Regions from separate parts of the Homo sapiens genome. Here region 1 is linked to region 2. Evidence: chromatin contacts called from ENCODE Hi-C or POLR2A ChIA-PET data. All regions are on one chromosome and are shown on one strand. Each heading gives the region's core, a stretch centred on a gene start or an enhancer-like site at or near the end of the contact. The rest is flanking DNA. Distances are from core to core; before and after follow the strand shown. Region 1 overlaps SLC14A2 (solute carrier family 14 member 2). Region 2 has its middle 25 kb from the start of SLC14A2.

Evidence for each region. A loop is a pair of places that touch in the nucleus more often than their neighbours do. ChIA-PET counts read pairs that join two places held with the same protein, here RNA polymerase II (POLR2A).
Region 1: a loop to region 2 is called in a map of prostate gland, with 3 times the contacts of the local background. The contact joins two enhancer-like sites. A Hi-C loop is called at or near these places in 1 of 168 maps with a recorded cell type or tissue (prostate gland). POLR2A ChIA-PET finds 5 or more read pairs at or near these places in 2 of 52 experiments (WTC11 and activated naive CD4-positive, alpha-beta T cell).

The regions. Positions count from the first base shown.
Region 1 is chr18:45,636,985-45,640,194 of GRCh38, forward strand. SLC14A2 (solute carrier family 14 member 2) reads left to right here. Exons shown (of 20, transcript NM_007163.4): 6 at 6-198; 7 at 2,762-2,909. It overlaps LOC105372093 (a long non-coding RNA gene), which reads right to left. Exons shown (of 10, transcript XR_935423.3): 8 at 1-173. Among named protein-coding and RNA genes, the nearest start is that of SLC14A2, 23 kb to the left of the region's middle. Within about 2 kb of position 1,832, at least 5 of the 41 ENCODE cell types and tissues checked have a DNase peak (open chromatin) inside an H3K27ac peak, as active enhancers do.
Region 2 is chr18:45,588,612-45,591,621 of GRCh38, forward strand. It overlaps a transcript of SLC14A2 not described here. Among named protein-coding and RNA genes, the nearest start is that of SLC14A2, 25 kb to the right of the region's middle. RefSeq lists an enhancer at 1-2,153. Within about 2 kb of position 1,565, at least 8 of the 41 ENCODE cell types and tissues checked have a DNase peak (open chromatin) inside an H3K27ac peak, as active enhancers do.

The sequences.
Region 1 (3,210 bases), core at 582-3,081, 49 kb after region 2:
TTCAGCCCAGTTCTTTCTAGTGCCTTGAATTCCATCTTCAGCAAGTGGGACCTCCCGGTCTTCACTCTGCCCTTCAACATTGCAGTCACCTTGTACCTTGCAGCCACAGGCCACTACAACCTCTTCTTCCCCACAACACTGGTAGAGCCTGTGTCTTCAGTGCCCAATATCACCTGGACAGAGATGGAAATGCCCCTGGTAAGTTACCCAGCGGTGATGAGTTGAGACCCCCATATTCCACTGCAGACCTTCTCGCCAACCAATTTGTGGACTATCCATGCTCTCAACTTCTCTAGAAACATCTATACCAGATGATGGGCCTCAGCAGGGTATCAGAAAGGGTTGCTGCCACATCCATAGATCCTTTCAACAGTACTTATTGAGCATGTAACATGGCCTGGACACTTTTTCAGATACTGATAATACAAGACAATGACATCCTGCTCTTAGGAAGCCTACATTCTATACGGGGAAACAGATAACATGCAAGTGAACAGATAAGCGTTGACAGTACAGAACTGTGGTGGTTGAGTGAAAGATATTAGATAAAATGTATAGTCAGATAAAGGGGCAAGATACTAAAATAAACATTTAAAATTGGGATTTTAAAGGCATTAGCATAGAAGACAGAGGGTTAATTTTTATATACTCTCTCTCTTAGTGGTTCTCAGGCAGGGATAATTTTGCCCCTTGGAGACATTAGGCAATGTCTGGAGACATTTTTATTGTCAAGACTAGAGAGGTCCCCAGCACGCTGCTCCCAGGCCACTTCCCTCTTTCTCTTTGAAACAACAGAGAAAGGCCTTCCTTTTCCTTTTTGTTTAATCAGCTTATTGTTGCTATATAAGAATTATGAGGAGTGTGAAGAAGGCCTGGTGCTTAGTAAATTTCCATGGCACACCTGACTGCCCTTCACACCAGGGTGTCAGCTGCGGCCTGGGAGCAGCGTGCTGGGAGGGAAGGCCGCCCTGGGGCACAGCTCACCAGGCTGAAATATAGATCCCAGCGGAGGAAGCTTCATTCTAAACCCAGGCTCCATTCCAAGGCCACTCATTCCCTCATTCCTCTCATTCTTGACCGCTTGGGCTTAAAATCTGCGTTCCCGGATGGAAAGGTGGACGTGAACTCCCCTCAGCATCCCGCATTCCTCAGATGTTGGCAATCATGGGATATTTATTAAATAGACTTCCAGCCTGTTCCCAACATTTAAGCTGAGTTCCCTGGTCTGGTACAAAGTGTTTTCTGGGTTTCTATAAATAAATATGATTGAGTACCCCTCCCTTGCCATTCCTTTCGCAAGATTATAAACTCTGGTCCAAACAGCATTTGGTTATTAAAAGACCATTCATTCAGAGACAAGAGTGAGCAAAGTTTAAGAGCCCTCTAGGCTCTTCAAATACTACTCCCTGAAGAAATCATACTTATTCCAGAATTAAATCAAATTGTCAAAAAGTACAAAATTTGGTCCAAAGGGAGAAACTAAATTATTCCCAACATCTACAGCAACGTCTACAGTAGATCATCTATAACTAATCTCCCATCGCACACTAGACTCACCTGAGGACCTGCCATGCCCCATATCAATTAAATCAGAATGTCTAGGGAAGAGCTGGGCATCAGTATTTGTTTAAAGATTCCCAGGGGATTCCACTGTACAGCAAAGTTTGGGAACCACTGACCTAATCAATTCCTATTTGTTAAGCACCTATGGTGTACCTGGGCATAAAGGGCCCTGTCCTCACAGAGGTCATGTGACCTGGCAATGGTGAAAAGAACTACAGAGTCTTAAAGCTGGAAGATCATCTGCCAAGCCAGCCTCTTGTTACAGACGAGGATGTGACATGCTCACAGTCACACAGTGAACTGTGCAGAGCCCTGATGGAAGCTAGAGCCCTCTACTCCCAGGCCAGTGCTCTGCCTGCCCTGCCATTCTCCCTCCTTTCTTTTTCTGCCCTCAAAGGACTCCAAAAATATCGACAATTCAGCCTGGCCACAGAAAAGCCATCTGTCAGCACTGCCAAACAAATTCTCCCCAATTCCAGCACCAAGTTACTCTCAGGCTCAGGGATGTCTGGGCTTCAGGCCATTCTCCAGATGTGCCACATACTACCTTTCTACAATGCTATGCGGTCTTCGAGAGCAGGGGGCATGCCTACTGCTCCTTTCCAAAGGCTCACAACCCCCCAGGGTAGCAGTGAATGGGCAGGGGCCGCCAAAGAGGACGTGTCAGCAGTGGCTTGACAAAGAGACAGCAAGGGTGACAAAGACCTCAGACCTGAGCTAGGGGTCAAGCTCAGAGCCTCTAGCCTGCACTTGACCAACAACAGGCTGGGTGACTTTTAGTCAAATCATACATCAAAATGGCCTACTGTATTTTCAATATTCCTAGAATATTTGTATGGATTTCAGAAGGTCTAGAGGAAATCCCCGAGAGCCCTGAAACTCCCAGCGGCATTCTAGGGAGGAGGTGCATTCTGGTCCCCTCAAAGCAGAAGCCGTATGTTCCTCAGAAGCATCCATGCCCAGCCCATGTTGGGGGCCCTGGCTTTGCATGAGGGATGCTCACATGCCTGCTGGGTGGTAGAGTGAGGAGCTGTTTGTTCCAGCTCATGCCTCCCATGTTCTCTCACATGCTGGAGGGTACAGTCATCCTCCCGTTCCACTCCATTACTCCCCCGAGGAATGGCTCAAATCTGGCCCTGAGTCTGGTTTTTGCATTATTGTCCATGCTCCAGTGACCTGTATTCTGTTAACTTTGCAGCTGTTACAAGCCATCCCTGTTGGGGTCGGCCAGGTGTATGGCTGTGACAATCCCTGGACAGGCGGCGTGTTCCTGGTGGCTCTGTTCATCTCCTCGCCACTCATCTGCTTGCATGCAGCCATTGGCTCAATCGTGGGGCTGCTAGCAGGTAGGACAGAGCTCCCTCTCTTCAGGTCCTCAGGATAATTCACTCAAGGTCACTTTTCCCCTACATACAGCAAATCTTCCAGACATTCTCTTCCCTGCAGTTTTAAATACTTTCAGGGAGACAGGCACGGTGACTTATGCCTGTAATCCCAGCACTTTGGGAGGCCGAGGCACATAGATGACCTGAACTCAGGGTGAAAACCCATCTCTACTAAAGAAAAAAAAGTACAAAAATTAGCTGGGTGTGGTGGTGGGCACCCATAATCCCAGCTACTTGGGGAGCTGAGGCAGGAGAATCACTT
Region 2 (3,010 bases), core at 315-2,814:
TCTCTGGTGATCTCTGAGGAGAATGGGGATACCCACGGTCCTCACGGCTTTGGATAAAGCAGTGTGCAGGCAGGGGGATTGATTTTGTGACCTTTCCCAGTTTCCTCCAGCCTGTTCCAGCTACAATTCTACGATAAAAGCATTAGAGGGCCCAGAGGTGGTTTAGCCTCACTTCTCCCATTCTGGTGATTGAAGACATTTTTTCTAAAACCCTATAAACCCTAAACCGTAATTCTTTTACAGCAAAGGGAAAGACAGTACAGTCATGCACAGTTTGAAGCAAGGGAGTTACAGGGAGAGGTGAAAGGGAGAGGAAGGTCTGTTTAGATTGTGGTTGTCTTTTTTTGTTTGGGGTTGGTGGGTGGGGGGGGGTGTTAAATGTGAAGTTTGATGACTGAACAAAGAGAGCAAAGGAGAAAAAATGTGAAAAAACTCAAACCTGCAGTTTTCTGATACACAGAAGGGAAACCCAAACTCCACTCATTATGGCACATATTTATGGCAGATCATAACATTAAATTACAACTCGGCGGCCTCGGCCAGGACTGTGGAGTTCTTCCCATGTGCTTCCAATTAAGCCTGTTTGAAGTTGCCCTGGATATTTATTTGTAGGGGATTTACTGCACAGAACGATTAAAGTTTGTTCTTGTTAAGAGTTGGGGGCTAGTTTTGGGGGTGGGGAGCTGGAAAGGAAAAAAAGCTGGAGAGAGAAAGGGGGGCTGCAAGGTACCCCAAATGAATATACGTGTATGTCTTAAAGTGCACACAAACACACACACAAGGGCCCTTTGTTTTCAACATGGTGAGGGGCCAACATCTCTGACTGTGATTTTGTTTATAGGAAATCCTTTATAATGCACGTTTAGTGTTTCCATATGGAATTCTCATAGGACATTTCCCCGCACCACCCTCCCCACTCCCCTTTTTTTATTTGGATAAGGCAAGAGAAAAGGGACTGTACATTCCAAAGATTCATAGTCATTCCGGATCAAATTCAATGGATTTTGGCAAGAGTTGAAAAACCCAGATGCAGGGCTTCAGCCTCCCGCTGAGCCGCCTCCAGCTGCGAGTGTCTGGTGGAGGCACTTTGTAAAATCATGAAAACCCTATTAAATTCATGAAATATGATATACTGTCGTTTCAGACTAACTTTCCATTGAACTGTCCATGAAGAGAGAATTTGGTTAACTTGCTGAAGAAGAGGGAAGTGGCAAGGCTGGGGCAGGGAGGGGAGGAGGGAGGCGCTATTGAAGAAAGAATGCAAAGAAAGGTAAGGAATTCTGAGGAGCTTGCAAATTTCTGTGTCTGAGCGTGAGAGCTCCTTAGGACCCCAGCAGAACTGGGCTTTCTTGAGGTTTGGCTCTTCTCAGAAAATGAGGTGGTCGCCATCATTCCTCTCCCAAGTGGGTGAATATCTCATTTTGACCACTTTAGCTGCTGGGATGATTTGCTTCAGAGCGCATGAGACTCCAGCAATTCTTTGGCAGACATTTAGGTTCTGCCCCACCTTGTCTTCTAGCTGAGAGGCCAAAGGCAGAGAGAGAAAGAGGGAGTAACTTGCCCAGGGTCCAACAGTTTGAAAACCCAGAGTTCCTGAATCCCAGTTTGGCTCTTTCCATCAAAGCATGTCCCTTCCCTGGATAAATGAGATAGAGAGCTTCACTGCGGGTGCTGGCTCTCCTTGCCTCAGATCAGAGCTGCTGACAACATTGTTTTTTGCATAAACTCACAGGCCCATACTCCCCCCAGCTATGAAATGGTCCATCCTAAAGAAGTTGGACAGTCTTAGTTCATTTCCCACTGGACTATAATTCACATCGTAAAACTATTGCATGTTTATTTTCAAACAGAACAGGGTGAGGAGTCTCTGGAGGTGAATTGGTTTTGTTTTCTGGAAACCGCCACAGGACATGGGCAATTGCAGGAGCTCACGTGTGTGTACAGAGTTTGTCTTGCAGAAAGCCAAGCGGGGCTCTCCTTTCCCAGGTCTTGGCACCCTAGGGGTCTAAAGTCCAGACCCCTGGAATGTAAGGGCAGACAGGAACATCAGGACCCACCTGCCATTCATGCAAAGGCCCTGAAGTAGGAATGTCACACCCTGCAGTTGGCAGCATCTCTGACCCAGCTGCCAGGGACAGCTTCATGCCTAGAAAATTATCAGAGTAAAAGCTGACATTGATTGAGTGCTTACAGTGTGCTAAGGCACTGTTCTAAGGCACTGCTCTAGACATGGATTAAATCACTTCATCCTAACAACCCTGCAACGTAATGATATTATCCCCATCTTGCAGATGACAAAATTGAGGCAAGTCGCCCAATGTCTCACAACAGACTAAGATCACATAACCAACATGAGTGACTGAGCCAGTATGTGAACCTCAGCATGGGTGCTGCAGAGTCTGAACTCTCAAATTGCCACCACCCTCCCCACTCCCAATCCCACCCCAACACACAGACCTAAATACCACATGTCAGTCACTGAGGTCTTAACTCTCCCTCTTCTCACCCCCATTGGAGGTGTATTTTTTTATTTAAAGTTTTCCTACCCTCTCCTTACTCTTCTGATATGCAAATATCCCTGAGGGTGGTAATAGCTTGTTACTAATAATCTAAGCCAATGCTTCTCCAACTGTAATGGGCATACACATACCCCCAGCAGTCCTGTTCAAATGCAGATTCTCATTCAGTAGGTCTGTGGAGGAGTCTGAGATAACAATATTTCTTGTTTTGTTTTGTTTTTTTGAGATGGAGTCTCGCTCTGTTGCCCAGGCTGGAGTGCAGTGGTGCGATCTCAGCTCACTGCAACTTCCGCCTCCCGGGTTCAAGCAGTTCTCTGCCTCAGCCTCCCAAATAGCTGGGATTACAGGTGCCCACCACCACACCCAGCTAATGTTTTTGTATTTTTAGTACAGACAGGGTTTCACCATCTTGGCCAGGCTGGTCTTGAACTCCTGACCTCGTGATCCACCCACCTCGGCCTCCCAAAATGCTGGGATTACAGGCATGAGCC